Regions from separate parts of the Mus musculus genome. Here regions 1 and 3 are each linked to region 2. Evidence: chromatin loops called from intact Hi-C (ENCODE). Cell type or tissue: left cerebral cortex. All regions are shown on one strand.

Region 1 (8,000 bases), 130 kb after region 2:
AAGCCCAAGTGCCGGTGCCTCCGTGAGTAACCATTAATAAGACTTTGATTGCAACTACTTGGCAAACGGTAGCCTCCATGTCTAACTGACAATTACATTATTTGTTCTGATTATAGAGCTGAGGATATGGACTGGAGATTAGCCAATGGAAGCGATTAATCACGTTAAGGAGATCATTTGCTTGGAGTGAAAATATTTGAAAGCTCATGTTCAGAACTTTGGATGTGAGCTAAATGTGGTGGCAGATGTCTGAAGCTCCTGCATGCTAGAGGTAGAGCCAAGAGAATCTCAAGTTCAAAGCTAGTGCGAGCTACATGGCCAGAAACAACCTTTGCCTCCTCCCTAAACGAAAGTAACAGCCTAGTCAGCAAGCCATTGAAGAGAACTCTTAACTTTGTGATAAGGCTGCTGAAGTGTAGCTCTCCACACTGATGGTTCCCGGTAGGGGTGGGTGGGGAAGGGCTTTAAAGGGCTGGCCACTGGGAGTTTGACCATGCTCCAGTGAGACTATGGGCAACACATAATGAACTCTTTCTCTTTCTCTTTCTCTTTCTCTTTCTCTTTCTCTTTCTCTTTCTCTTTCTCTTTCTCTTTCTCTTTCTCTTTCTCTTTCTCGTTCTCTCTCTCTCTCTCTCTCTCTCTCTTTCTCCCCCTCCCCCTCTCCCCTCCCCCTCCCCCTCCCTCTCCCTCTCCCTCTCCCTCTCCCTCTCCCTCTCTTTCTTGGGAGTCACAAGGGTGGGGGAACCTGGGACAACTAGGGAGTGTGATCAGGGTGCATTGTGTGAAATTCCCAAATAATCAATCAACATATTATATTGGGGGGGGGGGGGAAGAAAAGAAAAGCAACTCCAGATGTGGTTATTATAGCTCACAGCAGCATTCTTACAAGAAGGAAGAGGCAAAAGACCAGAGAAGCTCTGAAAGACATTTTAAGAACCTAAATGTTTGCCTTCACGACATATCCTATAGCACTAACAAGTTATGCTGAGGTAGCAGCTGTGAACCGATGGGTGGTGTTTTACTACGGAGATTTGCACCTGAGACTTTCTGTCCACAGACTCCGTAAGATCTATTAGAAAGTACAAGGTGACCGTGTAGGAACACAGGCTCTGGGACAAAAGACTCCCAAATCACACAGTCCCCGCTGATCTTCTTTCTTTGATTTCTCACCCTTCTTCAGTATTTTCTCTATTTTCCAATTTTCTTTCTGTGCCTCTTGCTGAACCGGCATGCAAGGTTTCTCCTTACCTCAGTGCCTGGTCCTGTTGAAGTCACATATGGGTAAAATGACTGCAGCTGTTGGTCTGGAACAGCAAATTCTAGATAGATAGACAGACAGACAGACAGACAGACAGGAGCAAAACTTTTCTTGGCCTAGCCCTTTACTTTGATTAAGTTTTACATGGAAACAGGTTAAAAAATAAAGAGGCCACATGCCCAAAGGTCAGCCTGGACAATATAATGAGGCTGAGTCAAACCTGGATTATTTAGTGAGAGCTTGTCTCAAAATAAAATAAGAATTTGAAAGTTAGAAACAAAAATATCAGCTGGGTGTGGTGGGGCACACCTTTAATCCCAGCACTCAAGAGGCAGAAGCAGGGGGATTTCTGTGAGTTGAGACCAGCCTGGTCTACGGAGTGAGATAGCGAGTTCTAGGACAGCCAGAGCTGCACAGAGAAACGCTGTCTAGATACCCCTCCACTCCCACCAAAAGAAATTAATTAAAAACAAACAAACAATCCTCCCTGCCCCCAAATGGACGCGGTATGTTGGCATTCAGGTGGAGAAGTCTGGTGAACATGTGTTCCATCAACTACACGTAAAGAGTGTCTTCTTGGGGACTGTTAGAGAGGGAAAGGGAGGGAAGATTGGCTTCCTGGCTTGTTCAATTGTATAGACTAGTGTGGATGAACCCAAGCAAACAGTGTTTATTTTACATCAGTCCCATGAGCCTTATACCCAGCCCATGAGGCAGAGTTGGACTGCAGCTAAGCATCGCCCCAGCCTGGGTGTCTATGAAGGAGTTAGAAGGGGGACAGTTTGTTGGACTCCATGCAAATCCATGTGTAACACTCAACGGGGACTCCACAACTGCAGCAGTGTGAGGGAGGAGGGCTCTTCCCTAACTGGTTCCTGGATATTTGAGAAATGACCATGAAATAATGCCAAGTAGGGATGGGGAGATGGTTCAGGGGTGAGGAGCACTGGCTGTTTTCTGGGGTCACTGGGTTAGATTCCCAGCATCCTTATGGTGGCTCTTGACTGACTGGGAATGCCCTCTTCCGACCTCTACAGACACTGCACACATGTGGTGCACAGACATATGTTCAGGCAAATGCTAATAAACATAAAAGAAAACTAAATAAAGTCTAAAATAGTGCAAAGTGAAGTCCTGGATCCCATTCCATCTCACTCCTTAGAAATGGATAGCAATGGTTATTCTTTTCATGGTTATTCTTGAGTTTCTTTGCCTTCTTGGGACCAAGGAAGAGCCAGATCTGTAACATGTCAGCTATATTTGGGAAGTTTCAGAGCAGCTGTGACCACTTCTACTAGATGATGAAAGGCTAGTTACTGCCCTGGTACCATGAGAACAGGCCATTCAGCTCTCTCTTTTCCTAACTCTTAAGAGACACAAACCACTTGTCCAGCAGCTAGCAGCTAGGCTCTTCCACATAACCTGTACATCATCTCTATTTCCCTGGGGTTGGGTGTTACATGACAAGTTTCTACTCTTCCTGATGTAGCTCTTGGATGTATTCGCCTATGCAGCTTGGCCAAGATTCTCCAGCCATCTGGGCTCCTCTTGAAAAGCTTCTGTCCCGATGTGTCTCTTCCCTGAAAGCGCCACTCCCTCCTCAACCCAGGCTTTTAGCACCTGCCTGGACTTTGGTTAGACTTGCCCCATCTAGTTTCCTGACACTCCCTCTCTCCTGTGCTTCCTCCATGCCTCCTGGCTGCTATTGCTGGGAGTGATGTCCTCCTAGAAGCACACACTGCAGTCACTTGAAGAGGCCATGCCTTTATTTCAGCAATGATGTCACTGCTCAGTCATTTGGCTTGTGCCTCCTCTCTTGAAGCCTGTATTACATTACTTTGATTATCTTCTGTAACTGCATTTCAGGGATTGACTCTTTCCTGATGACTAGACATCAGTCAGGGCGGGGGACAGTGACGAAGGCTGTGATCAAACACGACACCATTATTTGTGCCACTTAAGTAAGAAGATTGATTTTCTCCTGTAATTTATAAACTGGACTTGCAATTCCAGTGGACTTCATCTGCTCTGCTCATCACTGGATGCTCAAGCTGCAGGAGAGCAGGAGAATCAGATGTGCCCATTGGTTGAGTGAACAAGTAGGGGGACTTCGCCGATGTCGGAGCAGGAGCAGGAGCAGGGTTACCTGGCTGAGCAGGTGGCCTCTCAGGATGACACCCACTAGAAAGCTGATTGACTTAGTGCAGACATCCTGACATCTTGTTCTTTCTTTTCGCCCGCGGAAATGTGGTGCCAAAAAAAGCTACAAGCCTAGAGAGTTAGCAGCAATTACCCCGGAGTGTAAACCTCAAGATCATCTCCATGTTGGAGCCACGTGTGCCGATGCCGTTCCCAAGGGAACCAGGGCCCAGACTGACGGCCGGCATCACGTGTCTCGCTCTTTTCACGACAAACCATTATCACCCAAAGCTTTTACACAATGTCTCCAAGTGTAGGGCTTCGGCTAGGTTTGTTTTTCTCTTCATGTGGGGGAATCACATCTGGACATTAGATATATTTCATCTAAAAATAGCATTTATCCAACTTTCTGTCACTTGGGGAGAGAAACCTTTTTCTTTTTTTAAACACAGACTTTGCTTATAATCCGCTGTAGTTTTTCATGGCTCACTGCCATTTAATCGGAAAAAAAAAATAAAGGCGATCATGTTGCACGCACATGCACTTGTGAGTGTGTCAGCGTATGTGTGTCAGAGGTAGAGAAATACAGTGATAACTTTATAGACTGAAAACTACATGTGTGCTGCCCTCCCCCTGTTACTCATTAAGTCCTTTAGAGCATCTCACTGAACTTCACAATTACATGAAGCCCTGAGCTCAGCCCTAACATGACCCCCACTGAACGATTCTCAGCAATTATTCCGGAGCCACAGAACATGAATTCGGAGATTTGTATCTGACTTCTTCTGGACTAGATTCTTTCTACTCACAGGGATTGATTGTATCCTCTGATCTCACTACTGCTTGGGGTTTTGAAAGAAATAAGAGAAATGAAAAAGGAGTTTTAAAAGAAAAATGAGATGAAGGGAAAAGAGAGGAGGGTTAAAGCGCCTGGCTCCGAGAACTTTTTAAGGCAGTTTGAACACATTTAGAGGCAGAAATTGGAATTAAATTTGACCAAAGCAAAATCAGCAGGCTGCTTCTCTATCTAAGGCACTGACATGAACTGAAGTAAATAGGAGCCGGCTTTGAAAGCAGCTGATTGCAATGAGGCAGCACAGAGCAACCCATCCGAATTCCACACTCATCAGGGTCCTTGGTGATCGGGACGCTTTTTTATCTTTGGGGACAGGACTCTGACCTTTCTTGCCTTGTGGCATCTGTCCATCTCTGTAAAGAGAAACCTTTTACTCATCCTGTGTTCTTCCCCTTTTTATAACACAGCCTCCCTGCCTTCTCCTGGGTGAGGGAGATGATTTCCTGTTCCAAGTACTACGCAGCCAGAGCTGTCCCTCAAATGTCACAGGTTCTCCAGCTGCAGTACAGCCTGTGCTCGGCTTCTTGTCTCCTCACTTTTCTCCCCTCTTAGAGAACTTCATGGCTGCAGCCCAGTGGTGGACTGAGCAGCGCTGGTCGAGCTAGAGACTACAGATCTTTAGTAGCCAGGGTCCTGTACATGTTAAGCAAGTGCTTTCCCTCTGAACTGAACCTCTGATGGCGCCATGCTTTTAACAAATGTGCTAATACCTGCTCTCCAGCCCCACAGAGGAGTCTCAGGTTCACTAACACAGGGTTCCTTGAGTCACCAAGCAGATGCAACTTATAAAGACCTCCACAGTATCAACCTGAGATGGGACCTGTTGAGCCATTTTCATTTTGTGAACTATTTTTATAGATGTCTCTTCTGCTCCATTTTGGCATAAATGAAACAAAGTTGTTGTTTTTGTTTTGTTTTGTTTCTTTTTTTTAAAAGAGTCATATTCGACTCTTGGTATTTGCAAGCTTCATTTCTCAACTCTAGAAATTTATCAGATATGTATCACGGGTGGAATAAAATTAATTTTCCCACCCACAGTAGTTCATTAGTAAAGTAAGGCAAGAATTTAATGGATTTGTGCTTGGAATGCCTAAAATTATTTCACCATAACAAAAGGTCTTGAAAGACTAAGAAAACGCAAGATGACAATTAAATTGCCTCTCTGAACTGCATGGCTGTACCGCAGGCAAACGGCATCTTAAAATAGCTCATTGTAGAGCTAAAAAAGAGGGAGAAACACATGAAGGAGGCACAAAGGTGTTGCACACGGAGTGGAAAGCTTTTTAAAAATACCAACACGATGAGTTTGCTTTGCTTGCAGCCAAGTCCCAGATTTTCAGGATCCTTCCTGCTTTCATATCCTCTGTGTGGGGGTGTGACTTGCTTCAGTTAGAATCCTCTGCAAGCCGAAGAGTAAACCTTCATCCTTCCCAAATCTACAGAAAAGCTTTGTAGTCTGCATGTGTTGAAACCCACTAATTAACAATTTGACACTCCCTATGTGTGTGTGTGTAGATTAACAGGGCATGGCAGAGAGGGACATCTTTGAAACATTATCCCCAGGCCTTGCTATAGAACGCCAGGCTTTTAGATCATGTCAGAGGTAGAAGGGATCCTGGTGGCCATCTAAGCCAAGAACCTCTTTTAAAGATGAAGAAAGGAGATGTGGAGAGGGTTAACTGAGGTTCAAGGGCGACAGCCAGTTAGAGGTCAAATGAGAAGAGCCCTGGTTTCCCTTCGATAGAGCATCCGAACACCAGTTCTTGCTTATTAACTTGATAAAGGCTTGCCAGAGAAGACTGCAGCATGAATCCATTGTCTAGCTATTAGTCTTTATTAAGGCGTCTAATTGAAAGCAATTCGGCTCGCTGGAACTGTCCTCTGTAGCAGAATTCTTCACTGGTGTTTGCATATTGTGTCCTTTGCTCACATTCAAAGCCCAGGTCTGACAGCATTTTCTCCTGGATCCTGGGGCAAACAACCTCCTTTGGTGGGTTGTACCCACAAGGCCAGCTGTGACCCTCCTCAGGATGAGGAGGTTCTGGAACTTCTGGGTCCCCTGAGGTTTGTTTGTTTCAGTCATACCTCCCCCAATGGCCACTCCCTCCCCCTCACTTCCAGTCCCTCACCCCCACCACCAGGTTGTAGGGCAAAGGATCAAATACATATTCTTTTTCTGTTATCCACAAGCATTCATCAAACAACTGTTTTCACTCTACGGCTTTCCCAGATGCTTGTATTTTTATTGTCTGATGTTATAAAAAAAAATTCTTTCAAGTGATAATTGTCTTTCAGAAGGTCAAGAATTGGTGTTCAGATGTAGAATTCACTGTCTCCTGCCATTTTATTGGAAGAGGTCAACATGTAAGTTAGTGCTGGGCACTTGACAGGTTTAAAACCCCCAAGACATGAGGGGCCCCATCCTCACAAGTTCATCCAGTCTGAAATAAACTAAACCAACATACAGAAATAACTAGAAATTTTAGGTAGCTTGTTATTAATCAAATTACCATTTGGGTCAACGCTAGGCAAGTCTGCAGAGTCGGGGGTTATTTCTTTTGTCTTTTTCCTGCCTCTCTGGGGACTTCCTCCTGTCTCCATCTGTTCTCACGTCAGCGTAGAAAGAGCAAGGCTGAGAGGACTGGAATTGGGATAAGGTGATGTGAGAGGCCCACAGTTTAAGGAGGCACCAAAAATTCAACTAGGAAGATCAATATTTTTATGCATCGCTTAAAAACCTAAATCAATATAAAATCCTTGATGAACAAAACATCAATATTTTAAATGAAATGAAGCGCGACGTTACTGGTCTCTCTTTCACATTAGGTGTGGGTTGGCGTGGCACTAAGAGTTAAAATCTGAAGCTAAAGTGAAATGGGGTATGTGCATGTGCATGAGAGAGTGAGTCTGTGTCTGTGTTTAGAACAGGCAGGGAGAGGAGAGAGGTGGATAAAGTCAGAAGAAACTCTTAATCCCCAGAGGTTAGCCTGATCAATTTTATAGGTGAAGAAACAGAAATTAAATACGTTGCCTTCAATCACATAGGTCTTTCAAAATACTGAAGCTCAAGGGTATTGACCACCAGTCCTACAGTGGCTTCCAGGGCAGGTGGACCACCCCTGCCCATCCTCACCCCCACCCCACCCTCCTCATTCACAAAGGAGGTCAGAATTGAAGCAAACTATTGAGCTATACTATATACAAACAGAGCATGTTTAGGGGGCTTTTTGAGATAGACTCTCTCTCTCTCTCTCTCTCTCTCTCTCTCTCTCTCTCTCTCTCTCTCTAGCCCAGAGCTCAGTGAGCTGCTGCCTTAGCCTCTGGAGTGCTGAGATTGTAGGCGTGTGCCTCTACACCCAGCTCATATAGCATAAGTTCTGAACAAGGCAAAGAAGAACTGCGGGCTGTTATTGTTTCAAATCCACTTCTTTCTGTACCTTGTGCTCGGGGTCTCATGAGCTGGTCTAAGAGGTCAGCATTTAGGTCTAAGACAGTATGATCAGCTTGCTTTGTTTTACCTGAGAGTTTCTTGGATTTAATGCTGCAGGTCCCAAGTCTCAAGAAACCCTCGCAGTTCCAGACAAGCTGCCAAAGTTGGTTGGCTCTCCTCAAATGACCTGTGTCCAACTGAGACCACATTGTGATGTCTCCAGTCATTACAGAAGTGGGTCCTTGACTATTCCTTAGGAATAGGAAATAGGAGTACCTGAGTTTTGTTTTCCAGTTTGGAGATAGGAATTGGGATAA
Region 2 (8,000 bases):
GCTGGACCTTGGTGGTCAACCTCAGGAGGAGGAAGTGGCCAAATAAGGGAATAGACCTTGCTGGCTGGCTTTAGGATGTAATCTAATGGCTTTTAGCAAGGCAGAGGGAATGGGGGAGAAGGGCAAGGCCTGCCAGAGCCAAACTTACCAAACTCAGCTGGCCAGAGTCCCTTCACATATACAATTAAAATAAATCTAAATAATTAAAACCAATGCATCATGGGTCCATTGTGGTGCTCTCTTTCTCTTTTTCTCTCTCACACACACACATACCCACACACATACACACACACCTTTATACTTCAGAATGTCCTCGCCTATTCCCTTCTGACCCTCCTGCCCCGGCCTCCTGACCGCTGGGATCACAGACAGACTTAACCACACATCACCTATGCGGTGCTGTGGATGTGCCTATGGTTCGTGCACGCAAGGCAAATGTCTCTCTTCATTTTACCTTTTTCTTTTTCCTCCTTTTTCTGTCCTGTCCCCTATTTTTGAGGACATCTTTGGAGGGAGCACAAGTATCCTAACACGGTTGTCACACTCCCACACCGCAAACATGCAATTCAATGGATGAGCGCATTTGTCCGGCTCTGTGACTGTCATCACATAACCACTCTGACACCTTCCTCACCTCCAGTTTCTGTCTCCTTTTCATTTCCCAGAGACCACAGATCTGCCTTCTGCCTAGTAGCTTTGCCTTCTCTAGAAATCGCATACAAGTGGAATCATAGACTATGAAGTCTTTGGGACGTAGCTTCTTTAACTCAGTGCACATCTTGGCACGCTACTCTCTACTTTCCACCATATTTTTCTGAAAGCCTACTTTTGTCTAGGTTTCCATCTCTAGATTTTTGAGACTAGGCCTTTCTATACAGCCGAGGCTGGCCTCCAATTTATAATCCTCCTGCCCCAGTGCTGAGATTGCAGGAGTGAACCCCCAGGCTTGGCTAAAGACTTCTCCTTCATGCTTTCCGTTACATACACACTTTTCCTGAAACCAAGCTCTGATCTTTTTAATCACCCTAGGTCTTGTAGGTCTTTGATTACTGAGTCCACACCCACAGCTGATCCTAAGTGGGACCCACTTGCCCCAGCCCATAGGAGCCTGAGATGTGTCACACTCAGGTGGTGGGTAGCAAACAGAAATGAGGCGAGTGGAGTGGGAGGCGGGGTGGGACTCAGAGCTGTCAGCCTGGGAGGAAATAAACACAAAACAAATGGGAGAATAAAGTCAGTTTACTGAATGCATGGCTCCATTCCACTCAGGGTGGGCGGAGGCCTGAACAGAGGGCCTCAGCACTGGGAGCCCAGGCTGCTGGGCTGAGGGGCAGCAGCAGGGCAGCACACGGGGGACTCAGCTGTTTTGCCTGTGCTGGCTGGGATGGTCCCTGTGGCTGCCCACGGATGCTCAAGCCAGACCCCAAGAAGGAGTGGCACGGGTGAAAATGGTAACTGCGAACACATTGGTTTCAATAAAGAGGAGGGAAGAAGGGAGGCAGAGGGGGACACAGAAAGGGCTTCTGGGTGGAGAGGTCTCTGCCGCACTCCACGACCAGCTCCCTTGCTAGATGACCCGGCCTGGGTAAATGTTGCTTGCATTACCATCTCCCGACTCGGAACCTAGAAAGCAAGACCATCTCTCAGGCTGCAGGGCCACAGCAGCTGGGCGCGGCACCACTGCCACTCTTTGTCCCACTCTGGCCTGGAACAGTGTGGGGGAACAGATACTTTAATCTGGGGCTGGGGACTGACTGCACTAGGGCTCCAGCTGGGCCAGGGGCAGCTGGACTGCAGGCTGCTCTAGGAATCTATTTCAGATGCCGGTCTGGTGATAAAGTTTGCAGGCTGAATAGAATAGGTAGAATAGCTGAATAGGTAGAGCCCTTGTCTTCTTCCAGACTGATGTTTCCAAGTTAACCCTGCTGCACAGTGGTGACAAAGAGCAGGGCAGGGTGGCACTGGGAGTGGCAGAAGGGTCCGAGCACAACAGATGGGACAGGAGAAGGGTTCTCCTTATTCTCAGAGAAACTCTTGTTCTCGTTGCTCCTTTTTGTCTTGGTTTGAGGGGACGTTTGCAGACTATGTAGAAACACTTTATCACAGTAGAATAAATAGTGTGTGGGGGAACCAGAGCAAATGACACCTGGCTGTTCACACCCAGACCCTCTCAGCTCTGTTTCTGGTCTCAAGGAGGCCCCGGCCACTCCAGCTTTCTCAGCCTCTCGCCCACAGAGTACTTCCCTTGAAAGCTGGGAGCATCCTGGAGTTGGCCCTCTTGCTTGCCTGGGTTCACCCCACACCTGCATGCGTATCAGCAGGTCGTGAGCCCTCTTCCTGGCCTTAGTTTTGGCTCTGGTGACGGTCATCTGGGCCAGCTGGGAAGCAGCTGTCAGAGAAGCTGTGTCAGGAGCCCTGTCACAGGTTGGCTCACACATCTAAGGATCTGCCTGAGACGCCCTCTCCTCAGTGTTACTGATGGGGGGGGGGTCTTTTGTTCAGGGAGTGGTGTACAGTAAGAAGGCTGACTTGGCACCACAGGGCCACAGACAGCTTGGCACCCTTTGTGCCACCCTCTGTGCCCTGACAGTTTGTCCTTTACCTCTGTGTTTACCTGGACTGAACTGGGATGGCAGGTCACAGCTGTGACTTGGTGCTGGCAGGCCATATTAACCAAATGCTGCCAAGCAGGTGAGTCATGACAAGCTGGAGGGACCAAAGAGGAAGAATGTGGCCCAGGGGAAAGGCTGGCCTCTCCTGGTTCTACTTCTGGTACCTGACTTTTGTCTTGATAGTGGCTTTGGCACAAAGACAAGGTAAGGGCTGCCAGTGGTCAGTCACTGAGGTCCGTGTGTTAGTCCCTCTTGTCCTGGGCTCCGTCCGTACAGCCTGGATTGGCTCTCCCCTCCCTATCAGTATCTGGGAAGTGTAGGCTGGGGGCAGATAGAAGGAACTTGGCCTGTATTTCCAGGAAAGAGCCTGCTGCCCTACTGCCTGTGAATAGTTGATCCTGGAGCTGGGCCAGTTCCAACTGAGACAGCAAATGAGTGGTAGACAGTCAGAGGGACCATCTGCATGGGAGCGACAGAGAAGGAAATGAATACCCTTCTTTCCTTCTCTGTGGAGACTTTTTTTTTTTGTAGTGGTGGTGGTGGAGGTGGTGGTGGTGGTGGTGGTGATGGTGGTGGTGGTGGTGGTTGGTGGTGGTTGAGACAAATGCTTCACTATACAATGCAGCCTGGAATGGAACTCCCCACAGTCTGCTTAGGCCACCACGCTGCCAGCCTAGATTCCTTTCTAAACATTCCCTGGGGATGCTCTTACACTCTCCCAGAGAGAGCAGCCTCCTGTGACAGCAGGTTTAGAAGCCAAGGTTGCCTGTTGCTTTGACCTTGAGTCTGGGGGAGCCCCCGCGGGCTCCCGGATACAGCGGTCGCACGGAGCACTAGGGGGCGCCCCTGCCCAGCCGAACGCTCTCGGACGCGCCCGTCGCCGCAGGTTCCGAACCGGGTAGCGCTGCGGGCATCTTGGAGGCGGGGCGGGGCCCAGGAGACAGGACCCTCTGAAGGTCTCCCAGTTGGGGACCAAGCCCTGCTGCCTGTCACGTCTCTGTAGGATCATGAGGCTCTCGCCGAAGCCACGCTGAGAACCCGTGCGCGGACGCCTGGCCGAGGTGCGGTCCCTGGGAGGTGGTGTGTGCAGGCAGACACACAATGGTCTTTTAGACACCTTACCGCCGCTTTCCTGGGCTGAACCCAGGCGGCAAGGCCGAGTTCTGAGCACCCAGGCGGCAGCCCTGAGATCTCGCTCAGTTGGTCTGGACCTCACATCACGTAGGGATTGGGGTTCCAAGAGCTCCTTTTGTAATGAAGAAGGGCCTTCCCCATCTCTGAACACCGGGAGCCTGGCACCCTAGGACTGCGTGTCCTGAATAGCAAACTGGTTTTCCTAGGATGCAGTCTTGGCCCCACCCTGGGGAGCTCTGGACTGGTGCAGTGTCTCTTCTGGTCAGGTATTTATTTGTGTGTGGGGGGGGGGTGTAGGGGAGGGGTCCACAAAGCATCCCTGCAATGGGCTGCATCAACCCTGCCTGTGGGCTGTGCATGAAAGACACATTCCAGAGCCCCACCCCACCGCTGGAGTGGAGTCTGTGGGAGGGCCCAGGAATCTGTGTTTCGGGTAAGTTCTCGAGATTGTGGATGCCAGCGTGGGAATCACTCTCCTAAAGCTCTCAGGGCTGGGCAGGCTTTTGTAAATTGTCTCCTTGAAGAACCCAGAGAGACCCAGTTGTCACATCCCTCCAATTCCCTGCGACACTTATTCTCTCTGTGGATAGAGTCTTCCTTAAAGCTTGCCTCTGAGCCCTCTGCTTTAATTAGGCTCATCTTCTCCAGGGGGAATTTCTATGGAATAAGAAACCAGTCTGAAGGAGGCTGGAGACCTGTTGGCTTTGTTCAACCTCTGAATCCAACAGACCCACTTGATGTGCTTAATGTCATCAAAATCCAATCAAAACGCTTGCTTGTCAAAGGAGCGCTCTCTTTGGTAATGGCTAACCAGCCTGCTTTTAGGATCTGGGAAGGAAAATCCCAGGCAGGATCCTGGCAGGAAAAACAACAAAACAAAACAAAAAAACCCAACCAACCCTCCATCACGGGCTGGATGCCAGAGGACCTAACAAGGAAAGCACTCTCTTCCGCCTAGTTGACCCTTTCCCTTGGTTTCAGGATGAATTAAAAAATCTTATCTGCTCCACATCCAGCCGTCTTGATTGATTTCCAGCTAAGCCTAACGTTTCCCGAGCTTGGTGGGGTTATGTTGCCTCTGGGTGGTGGTCATAACTTCCTTCCAGGGTAATAGATTCAACACAGGAGCAGAAAAGAGGCAACCTAGCAGGCACCCTTACTGGGGGCAGGACAGGATGCACCCCCAAACCTACTTTCATTTTCTTCCGGTCTGGGTTGTGGGTAATTTCTTGACAACTGTGAGAGAGAAGACAGTGAGACATGAATTGTTTTTACAATGCAGCTGTGAACAGATGTGTACCTCCCTGGCCTCGGAATGTCCTAGAACTCCTGTGACTCGCCAAGGTGCTGGGGATCAGGGCTGCTTTTCTGCACCGATGGAGATCAGCTTGTCCCAAGGACAGTGCAGTGATAACCCGGGTCACCTTTGCTGCTTCGGGCTTCTATATTTGGCAGTGTGAACAGACTCGCTTCCTTTCAGCAATTGATCTGAATAGCAGAATCCCTTTCTGATGGTCCAGGCACAATTTACAGGCTGCGGGGAGGGAGGCTGTGCTAATTGGCCACTTGCCTCGCCACTGGCTTTTAAACAATCGCTTGTATTCTCTGCTCGGCAGGAAGCTGCCGACCCATCCAGGCCCTGGGCTCTCTTTGTTCTGACTTTATGGCATTTTATGCCACAATAAGAAATGCTGTGGACTCCATGGGAGCCATTGTGCCAGGCTGCAAGGATGTGGGCCCTGTCACAGAGGGCTTGGTGCTATTTCCCTGGGAAGAACAGGGACTTTGTGACAGGCTAAAGACAAAACAGGGGGTGCTGGACAATGTCACTGGACAATGTCACCGGTCAACTCCCTGGCCTGGGTGGAGGCACTTCTTGTCCACAGGCTCTTTTCTGTGGCCAGGGGAGGGGGGGGGCAGGGGAAGGATGGGATTTCGTCTAGAATAGCGGGTCTTGGTAACCTGTGGATTATGCATCAGGTGTACTCTACTAACCTCTGATGCCAATGCTCTGGGCGGCCCAGGCAACCTCACTCTGCCCTGAGATTCTGTGGCAGGTGCTCATAGATAGACAGACAGACATCTGACCAGCCCTCCCATGTCACTAGGTATCCCTGTCCTGATGAGCAGAGACCCTTTTCTAACCGTGGGTCAAACCTGAGCTTTCCACGTTTGAGAAGATTTGAGTCCTTGAGACAAGAGTTTGTGTTGTAGAAACAGTTGTAAATGGGGATGGTCTACAGGAATGGACGGACCTGTGGCACCCTATCTGTCTCTGAGGCTGGCCAGTGTGCTCCCTGACCTCTGGTACCACCCTGGCAGAGGACAAAGGGAGGGTACTCTCTCCTTAAGACACCAGTGATCAGAGACAAGAACCAGACCAGGAGGAAGGCCATGATGGAGGTCTGGGGGAGCTGACTCGTACTGAGTGTCCTGTGTGGATGTAAAGGGAAACCCATTTAACTTCACCCTTCAGACCAGACCGTGCCCATCAGACTACAGGGTGAGTTAGGCTGCATGAACCAAGGCTGCCGGGGTCCTGTGGTCCCTGGAGATGCTCCTGACATAGACACCTGAGGAAGGGCCAGCTTTCTGGTAGGTACACAGAATAACATCAATGCTTCCTTCAGCCTGTCCTCTGTGCATGTGCACACACACCCACACACATACATATGCACACACACACACATGCACACACACATACACACACACACACACACACACACACACACACACACACACACACACACACACAGGAGCACTTAAGCACACAGCGGGGGAGGGAGGAAGAGAATATTATCACCCATGCTCTCTGCTGGGCCTCTTATCTCTTTATGCCACACAGCTGGTTTCTTCCAGTCTGCCCTCCAGGTGTCTCCTGTACTTATCACAAATACCAGGATGTCAGGCCCAGGCTGGAAACTGTCCAGTAGCCTCCAGAGCCACCCCTCAGCCTTTCAGCCCTGCACCCTGCCTACACCTCAGGCTCACTTCCTGCCAGCCCCTGCCACACAGCTTCTTGACATCTTCTGGCCACGCAGGTTCCCATATCTCCACGCTGTGTCTTCTGCGTGGGGTCTACCTTCCCAGCCCACTCACCCCAGTCTGTCTGCCATGATCTTTGAGATTCAGGCTAAGCATCATCTTTGCATTTCAGCTGACAAAAGCCATGGCAGCAACATTGCCAAAGCAGGAGGGACAGAGGGCGAAGGACACACCCTGCGAGGTCAAAGGTCAGGCCTTCTCAGCAGCAGAACGGGAGATCCTAGCTGGAGATCTATCTGCCCTGGAGAAGTGTGCAAAAGTGGGATGAGAATTCCTCATTCCATCTCCTCATCCGCTTCAGTCTTCTATCACAACACAGACAAGTTTGTCTCTTGGTCACACATGAGCGTTCTCAATTAATTAACTTATTTTAAAATGTGCTTTACTTTTAAGTGTGTGTGTGTGTGTGTGTGTGTGTGTGTGCATATGAATGCAGGTGCCCTTGGAAACCAGAAGAGTAACAGGGGACTGTGAGCTACTCAAAGTGGATGCCGATAACCAAACTTGGTCTCTGCAAGAGTAGTACTCCATCTTAATGGCCGTGCCATCTCTCCAGCCCCATGTGCTCTCTCTGTAGACGCTGAGCCCCTTATAGCCAGCATTTGTCTTCATTATTTCTGTATTACCAGGATATAATTTAGAACTTGGCACACAGTAGGTTCACAAGATAAATGAGTATACCTTGAAGTCTCTCAACAGATGTGTACTGTCCTTTCTCTAGAATGACACTCAAGACTTGCTACCAGAAAGAAACAGATTCTGATTCAGAAATTCCTTGGCCTGTGAAGCCCATCTGAGCATTTGTTACATCCCAGACACTTTCGGGGCACCAGAGACCCACGGTTCCATGCCCAAGTTGATAAAGAGTAACCACACACCTCACTGTAGCTTTCTTTGGCCCCAGTGTCCCTGGAATAGATAGTGCCCAGTGCATGGTTTGTAGTCAGACATGGGTAACCCTGTGTCTAAATGAGAGACAAGTTTAGAAAGCCTGGTTTTATCTTCAAACAGCACAGAAACTGTCTGTTGCCGGGACCACAGGAAGCCCAGCAAGGCCCAGTTACAGAAGATGTGATATTGATTTCACAGTCTCTGTGTGTTCCCTGGACCTGTGGGTTCTCCAGTTATTCTTATTCTTATTTTGTTTTTACTGTTAAGGCCAGCCTGTTACCTGGCCAGCTTGCAAATTTTACTAATATTATAAGGAAA
Region 3 (8,000 bases), 120 kb after region 2:
TTCCAGTCCATGGTCTTCTGTTACCGCAGCCCAAGCTGAGTGTCATAAACTATTTTATTTTAGCCAAGCACCCCAGCAAAGACATTGCCTCCCCTGTGCCAGCAAAGACTGAGCCTAGCACCTATAATTCTACACTGCAAGGCAACTCACTAACTAGAGTTGTGTCAGAGAGGCCAAAGTAAGGAGTTCCCCAAAATCTCCCATGGTGCTGGTGGCCTGGAGAGCATTGTGGGAAACCTAGACTTCTACACTAAGTAGAACTGGCCTGGCTCTTGTCATTCCTGCTGGAGAGTCTAGACTTTTACATCCTCCAATGGTAATGAGGTAACTCTCCACAGCAGTATCCGTGGAGGCTGCCTGGGCATCTGGGACTTCCCTCCATCAGGAGCAGTGAGAATTGGTACTCAGAGGTCAACAGGACTGAGCAGAGGGCCATGACATCTGTCTTCATCTGGCAGCAACACAGTGGTATCACTTTCCCTGTTGGACAACTGTGGAGAGGGGGAAAGCCAGCTGAGACAAAGAGTTAAACTAATACCCATATTGTCTTAATGCACTGTTTAAACGCCCAGGTTTTTATTGAAAATCATGAGTCATTCCAAGAATCAAGATGATCTCAAAATAAATGGGAAAAAAAATCCATCATTAGATGCCAACATCCGGATGGCAGGGATGTTATAATTATATTACAACGATTTCAAGGCAGCTGTGAACACACTTGAAATAAATGCAAAAGTAAATAGCCCCCAGAAAAGAAATAGAAGTGACAAAGGGGAACTAAATAAGTTTCAGAATTTAAAGATAGATTGACTGAAGTTGAAAGATAAAATAGAATCAGACAGCTAGTGCATGGGATACTAGAAACTGCCCAATCCCAACAGCAGACCAAGAACAGACATAAAAAGAAAAAGGAACAGACCCAAGGACTGGGGGACTATAAAAAATATCTAAACTATGTCACTGGAGTCCCAGAAGGAGAAAAAGAGCAAAGTAGGCTGAAGGGTGTTCAAGAAGTGGCTGTGATGTCCTAAACTCTGGCAAAGACTCACATCTGTAGATAAAGAGACTAAAAAATAAAAATCTCAGGCAGGTTAAACCCCTAGAAATCCACACCAAGATATAGCAGAGTTAAATTTCTGAAGAGTAAACACCAAGAGAAGACTCTTCCAAGTAGCTGGAGAAAAGAACAGGGCAGAGGAATTGAGTAACAGCCGACTTCTCATCCAATCACAAGATGGAGATGGGCTCAGGAAGGAGGCACAACGTTTCTGATAGGTTGTGCTTTGCTCCTCACACACATCCCAGGAGAAAGAGCCTTGATATGTAGATAAGTACATATTTTGTCGATCTATCTATCTCTCTCCTCCCCCCTCTCTTTATATATATATGTAGAGAGTACTAGGGATATATATATTCCTGCCTGGATTTATCCTCGCTACTACCACTACTAGTCACACACACACATACACATGCATGAACGCACACACTCATCTGTGTACATAGCCCAGAATGGCCTTAGACTCACGGCAATGTTCCTGCCTCTATCTCTGAAAGTTCTGAAATCCAAGTTTTGCATCATTTGCTTAGCCCTATGGCACAGTATTTCTTTCTTTCTTTTTTTTTTTTTAAGTGCTGAAAGAAAAGAGATGTCAATGCAGAATTTCATTCCCAGTGAATATACCCTTCAAAAATAAAAGAGAAGTCAAGACATTCTCAGGTGAAGGAAAACTAAGAATCTACCCCAGGAAGAACTATTCTAAAAGAATGGTTAGAGGAAAGGGAAACAGTAGGAGAAATACACGTGGGGCTCCAGGAAGGGGCATGGTAATTCCACAGGGAAAAAACAATAAACAACAAAGAATGGGTAAAGACAGCAGCCTTTTGCTTCTATTGTTTAATTTCTAAAACTTGTTTGGTAATTGAGGTAAAATGTCTGTCTCCGACTCCCTGCTTTAGTTTCAGATGTACAGAGGAAAATAGGTAGACAGTAATCTTATAAATGGAGGATGGTAAGGGATAAAAGGTTGCAAAGGAAGATAGACTTTATTTATTATTTAATTATTCATACAGGTTCTTGCTGTGTAGGTGAGGCTGGCTTCAAACTTGTCATCCTCCTGCCCCAGCCACTCAGGTACTAAGATTAGAGCTCTACACCACTTGTGCTACTTGTATGCTGGTGCCTGATGAGGTGAGAGGAAGGCATGGATCCCCTGGACCTGGAGTTATAGGCGGTTGTGAGCCACCTGATGATGTGGTTGCTGGGATAGAACTTGGGTCCCTTAGAAGAGCAACAAACACTCGTGACTGCTGAACCGTCTCTCCAATTCCAGGGGGTAACTTTCCTATATTTTACTTGAATATAGTAAATATATTGAAAAGCGATCACACCAGAAGACTATGGTGAATTACACACAGGTGGGCGCTATCTAGCTAACCGGGGGGAGCTCTCTAACGAGATACACTCAAACACACTGCAGTATGATGCGTCAAGATTAATTATTCTTTTCTCATATATTACATCTTGACCAGAGTTTCCCCTTCCTCCTTCCCTCCCAGGTCCTCAATATGGAATCCTTAAAAAGAAAAAAAAAAGTGACTGATAAAGAAAACAGAAATGAAAAACAGAACAGAAAATGAAACTAAACCAGAAGACCTCCATCCTAATAGATCAAACAAGCATTTAAGTCTGAGTGGTCGGGATGCGCTCATAAGAGAACTGGGAGAGTGGAGAGATGGCTCAGAGCCTAAGAGCACTTGTTCTTGCAGAGGCCCTGGGCACTTCCCAGCACACGCACGGTGCTCACAACCATTTGTAGCCCCCGTTTCAGGGGGTCAGATGCCCTCATCTGGCCTCCTCCAGCTCCAGGAATGCACATGGTACACATACCTACAAGCAAGCAACCTACACATATTCAATAGAATAAATAAATCTAAAATATTTTTAAATAAAAGAAAAAAGATTTGAAATTGTTGAACTAACTGGTAACAGAAAAATAATAAGAAAAGTCTCCAACCAGCTCTGAACTAAAAAGCACAAAATATGACACGGACGGGAAGGGAAGTCTCAGGGGAAATCTAAAAATATGCTGAACTGAAGGAAAATGAAATCCAATGTGTCAAAACTGAGAGGGCGGACAAAGCAACTCGGAGAAGGAGATACAAACTGTTAAATGCATGCATCAGAGAAAGAGTTGTCCCGAAGCGCCTACCTTAGACACTTGCCAAAAGAAGAGCAAAACAAATTTATAATAAGAAGGAAAGATAAATTTCACACAGAAACATAATAGAGAATCAATTAAGGAATCAAAGAACCATATCTTTGGAAAAAAACAACAATAATATACAATTGATGACCTCTAGCAACACTGAGAAAGAGAAACGGAGGAAGAAGAGGAAGAGGAAGAGACAAAAATCTTCACTGTCAGAAGCAGAACAGAGGAAATCACTACAGACCCTGCAGACTTCAAAGGCTAGTAAAAGCATACCACAGACAAGCCCATGCACATAAAGTTGTCAGATTAGATGATATAGATCAATTCATGAAAAAACAAAGTACCACAACTTACCCAATAGGAAACATCATTTAAATAACTTGTAAGGAAAAAGAAATTAGACTTTGTAATTTGAAAACTCTCCAAGAAGAAATGTTCAAATACCTTCATTGGAGACCTGGACCAAACAGTTAATGAACTAATCAATTTTACATTATCTCATTCAGAAAATAGAAAAGAGAGCAAAATATCCCGTTTTTTTTTTTGTTTGTTTGTTTGTTTGGTTGGTTGGTTTTTTTGTTGTTGTTTGTTTTTTTATACCACTGTCATTACCCTATAAGCAAAGCAAGCCGTAGACAGAAAACTTCCATAACACACAGCTGCCTTGTGTTTCTGGTTTACTTAGAGACAAGGCCTCACTATGTAGCCTACATACACCAGCTTTAATTTCATAGCAATCTTCCTGCTTCAGATCCCAAGTGCTGGAACTACAGATTTGTACCACTACACTTGGGCTCACTGGTGCTAAAGCTGGTCTTTTCAGCATGTGATGCAGGGGATATGGGACACAATGGATGGGTGGGTGGATGGATGGGTGGGTGGATGGATGGATGGATGGAGGAGAAGGAGGAGGAAGGGGAGGAGGAGGAAGTAGCAGCAACAGCAGCAGCAGCTTACCCGAGTTTAACATTTTATTGCAAAATTAACTCACAAAGGACCTGGACTGTAAATGTGAAGTAAAAAGGGAAAAAATCTTTGAATTTAGGGGTGTGCAAAGAGTTCTTAAATTGACACTCAGCACCATTCATAAGTGGGAAAATTCACAAACTGAATGCCAGCCATATAGAAACTTCTGTCTTACATTTTTAAAACTTGGGCCTAGAGTGATGGCTCAGTGGCTAGGAACACTGGCTGTTCTTCCAAAGGATCCAGGTTCAATTCCCAGCAGCCACATGGAAGACTACGGTTTTCTGTACCTCCAGTTCTAGGGAATCTGACTCCCCCAAACAGACATGCACACAGGCAAAGCACCAAAGCACAAGAAATGAAAATAAATATATATTTTTTGACTTTTTCAGACAAGGTTTCTCTGTATAGCCCTGGCCATTCTGGAATTTACTTTGAAGATCAAGCTGGCCTGGAACTCAGAGATCCACGTCTGCCTCTCAAGTGCTGAGATTAAAGGTGTGTGCCACCACCTTCTGGCTGTTTAAAAAGGTTGAATAAGAAAAAAATGATATTAAAAACTAATTGTATTTATTTATTTGTATGTGTGTATGCACACACATGTACGTGCCACCACATATGGGTGGAATTCAGAGGAAAGCCATGTAGCTTTCAGGGACCAAACTTGGGCTACCAAATTTGACAGCCATCCCCCTGAGCCATCTCAATGCCTTAAAGCTTTTGCCTTGAAAAGACACCCTTAGGAGGATTCAATCACATACATTCTGTACATATATCCACAGAGAAAAACATCTGGAGGTACATATCTGACACAGAACTAGGATCCAGAGGAAATGAATAATTGGCAAAACTCAGTTGTGAGGACAAGCAGTGGTTCCAGAGATAGCAAAAAGACACAAAAAGCCAATGAATATAGCAGGTAACACAGGAAGAGAAGATGCTCAAGGTTACAGCCATTTGGGGGTAGAAACTGAGACTACAAAGAGTTGCTGATACATTACTATCCTAAGAGCTAAGGCCACAAATGGTGATAATCCAGTTATCAGCAGGATGAGAGGAACAAGACTGCATGCTCTTAGCTGCCGGCGGAGGCACGGAATGCAGGCACTCTGGAAAACAATCTATTTATTCCTTTAAACATAGAACATGCAACTACCACACAACCCAACAATTACATTCTTGGCCATTTATTCCTCCAAAGTGAAGACTGTGTTCACACAAAGTCTTGTACATAAATGCTAATCACAGTCTTATTCACAGTAGGCAACACTAGAAAGAACCCACGGGGCTCTCATGGATGGTTAAACAAACTGCAATATAGCCCATTCATGCCTGAACAGTGAAAAGAATTAAGTCACTTTTTTTTTTTTTTTTTTTTGAGACAGGGCCTCATGTAGGCCTGGTGGATTAGAACTCACTTTGCAGCCAAGGATGGCAATGTTCTAATCCTCCTGCTTCTACCTGTTGAATGCTGGGATTACAAACATGTGCTACCAGGCCTGGTTTTATGTGGTACTGGAGACCCTGGAGCCCGGGGCCTTTTGCTTTGTTACGTGCTCTGTAACTGAACTACATTCTCAACTCTTAACTTTGATTTTTCAAAAGAAGTTATTAATAAATCAACAGCTCCTGAGTGATTCCTCAGAGATGTGAGTGTAGTGAAAAAGCCATTCCAAATACTATAGAATATGGCTCCACCCCCTTGTTTGTTTTGTTGTCGTTTTTAACAGGGTCTTGGGCCAGAGAGATGGGTCAGTAGGTAAAGGAACTGGCTATCGAGCCTGAGTTTGGTCTTTGGGACCCACATGGAGAAAGGAGAGAGATGGCTCCTGTAAGTTGTCCTGTGACCTTTACATGTCTATCCCGACCCTCATACATGTACACTAAATAAATAAGTAAAGAAACTATAATTTAAAAAAAAATTAAAAGGGAAGGAAGAGAAGGAGGGAGGGAAGAAACAGTATTGTCCAGCTTTGGCTCAAACTGGGCTCACAATGGTTGGCCCTTCCTGGCCTCCTGAATTGCGAGCTGAGACTTTTCAGTACACACTGCTATTCTCAGATCTGTATAATATTCGTGAAATGAAAACAGAAACTGATTAGTGGTTTTCAGGAGCTCAGGGCGCTGGGAAAGAGGGCAAAGCCTTGTAAAGGTGTCATAGCACCCTTGCTTGTCTGAGTAGTGTGGAAATTCTGTGTTGTCACCCCTCCCCCTCCCCACCTCCCCATCCCTCCCCTATCCAGATTTCAACTCATCTACAGCAGGGGCTCCCTCGGCAGGCACTGGATTCTACCCCTACGTTGTTCCCACACAGTGGCTGTCAAGAGTGGTGTCTGATTCTCGCATCTAGTTTGGCATGAAATCATAGCTATATTAACAATAACAATAACAATGATACTAATATCTCCAGCCTTGTGAGATGGCCCCTCCCTGTAATTCTAGATAATTAGGAGGCTAAGGAAGGTATTGTTTGAGCTCAGGGGCTTAAGACTAGCCTGGGCAACACAATAAGACCAAGTCTCAAAACAGATAAACATCAAGAAGAAAGCCACAACAACAATAACATCGACAAACAGCAAAAGGTTGAAAGTCTGGTCCGTTAGGCATGGGTGTTATGGCACTGACGGATGGGAATACTTAGAGGCACACTGGCTCCCGTGCTGAGGATTTGGTTATAGTTAAGGCAAAAATGTGTCTGTGGAAGGGTTGTTAAGTAGAAGTGGGTACAAGACCAGACTTGTAATTTCGAAAGGTCACTGGGATTTGTCCTCAGAATATCCTTAATAGTCAAAGAGAGTCCCCAATTACAGGCTGCACTCTGCTGTCAGATACCCTCTGTCACTCTTAATATGGGATACTTCCTTGGCGCTTTCTTTGTGTTTCACGACCTCCACATTTTGAGGAGTCTGGCTACTCTGCAGAATGCCCCATGACCTGGGCTTGTCTGATGATTCCTCATGATTAAATTCAGCTTATGCTTCCTGATGGAGATGCTCGGGGAGCAGGGCCACGGCCTTCTCCATGCGTCACAGAGGATGCTGGGTTCTATTAATTACTCTATTGATTTAGATCCCTCGGCCCTGGTGGTGGCCTCACTGCAGAGCCGTTCTGCCTCCCCTTGTACTAAATTCGTTATCTCCTTTTTGTCTAGTTTGACGTTACTGCGAGCATCCCATCATTCCTCAAGGCCTTGCTGTTTGGTTTAACAGAACTTAACGATTCTTGCCTGAATCATTTAATACTCTGGGGGCGTGTGGCCATTTCTGGCTTTCAGTGTGTTCCTTCTCTATCCATCAGTTAGAGCTCCCGTAAGGCCCAACTTTCTCTTGCCTCCTGTTTATTTACATGTACACATCTCTCTCTGTCTCTCTACATACACACAGAGACAGAAGGGGATGACAACTACACGTATTCTTATTTCACTTGGTGAATCATATGACTTTTTAATCTTTCTGATTGTACAATATTTTGAGTGTTTCTTTTACACATAACAGGTTGGGTTTTATATATTTTATGTGCATTGGTGTTTGACTGTAGGTACATCTGTGTGCGGGTGTCAGATCCCCTGGTTCTGGAGTTATAGACAGTTATGAGCTGCTATGTGGGTGCTGGGAATTGAACTCAAGATCTCTGAAAGAGCAACCAGTTCTGTTAACCTTTGAGCCATCTCTCCAACCCTGCACCCTAGCTCCCTCTTTTCCAGACAGGGTTTCTCTGTGTAGCCCTGGCTGTCCTGGAACTTGCTCTGTAGATCAGGCTGGCCTGAAACTCAGAGATTCTGCCTCCATCCTGACACCCCATCCCCCACCCTGGAATGCTGGG

Evidence for each region. A loop is a pair of places that touch in the nucleus more often than their neighbours do. Peaks named below come from ENCODE experiments on the same cell type or tissue, not always from the same donor. Only the 100,000 strongest peaks of a DNase experiment are listed, where the experiment ranks them.
Region 1: it touches region 2 in a loop (4-fold over the local background); 5 of 42 quality-filtered maps call a loop at or near these places.
Region 3: it touches region 2 in a loop (2.3-fold over the local background); 3 of 42 quality-filtered maps call a loop at or near these places.

What each region holds. Positions count from the first base shown.
Region 1 is chr11:105,492,170-105,500,169 of GRCm38, forward strand. No RefSeq gene overlaps it. Among named protein-coding and RNA genes, the nearest start is that of Gm35828, 12 kb to the right of the region's middle. In left cerebral cortex, no CTCF peak of the experiment used is centred here; DNase peaks (open chromatin) are centred at 2,805, 3,576, 4,214, 4,493 and 2 more places; H3K27ac peaks cover 3,826 bases.
Region 2 is chr11:105,359,577-105,367,576 of GRCm38, forward strand. It overlaps Marchf10 (membrane associated ring-CH-type finger 10), which reads right to left. Exons shown (of 12, transcript NM_172568.2): 11 at 4,940-4,982; 12 at 1,222-1,623. The coding sequence ends at 1,568. It overlaps LOC115487808 (a long non-coding RNA gene), which reads left to right and starts at 3,269. Exons shown (of 2, transcript XR_003949780.1): 1 at 3,269-3,673; 2 at 6,904-8,000. In left cerebral cortex, a CTCF peak has its summit at 3,440 (motif pointing right); DNase peaks (open chromatin) are centred at 3,025, 3,616, 4,172, 4,530 and 1 more place; H3K4me3 peaks cover 2,172 bases; H3K27ac peaks cover 2,458 bases.
Region 3 is chr11:105,482,536-105,490,535 of GRCm38, forward strand. No RefSeq gene overlaps it. Among named protein-coding and RNA genes, the nearest start is that of Gm35828, 22 kb to the right of the region's middle. In left cerebral cortex, no CTCF peak of the experiment used is centred here; DNase peaks (open chromatin) are centred at 3,113 and 3,997; H3K27ac peaks cover 484 bases.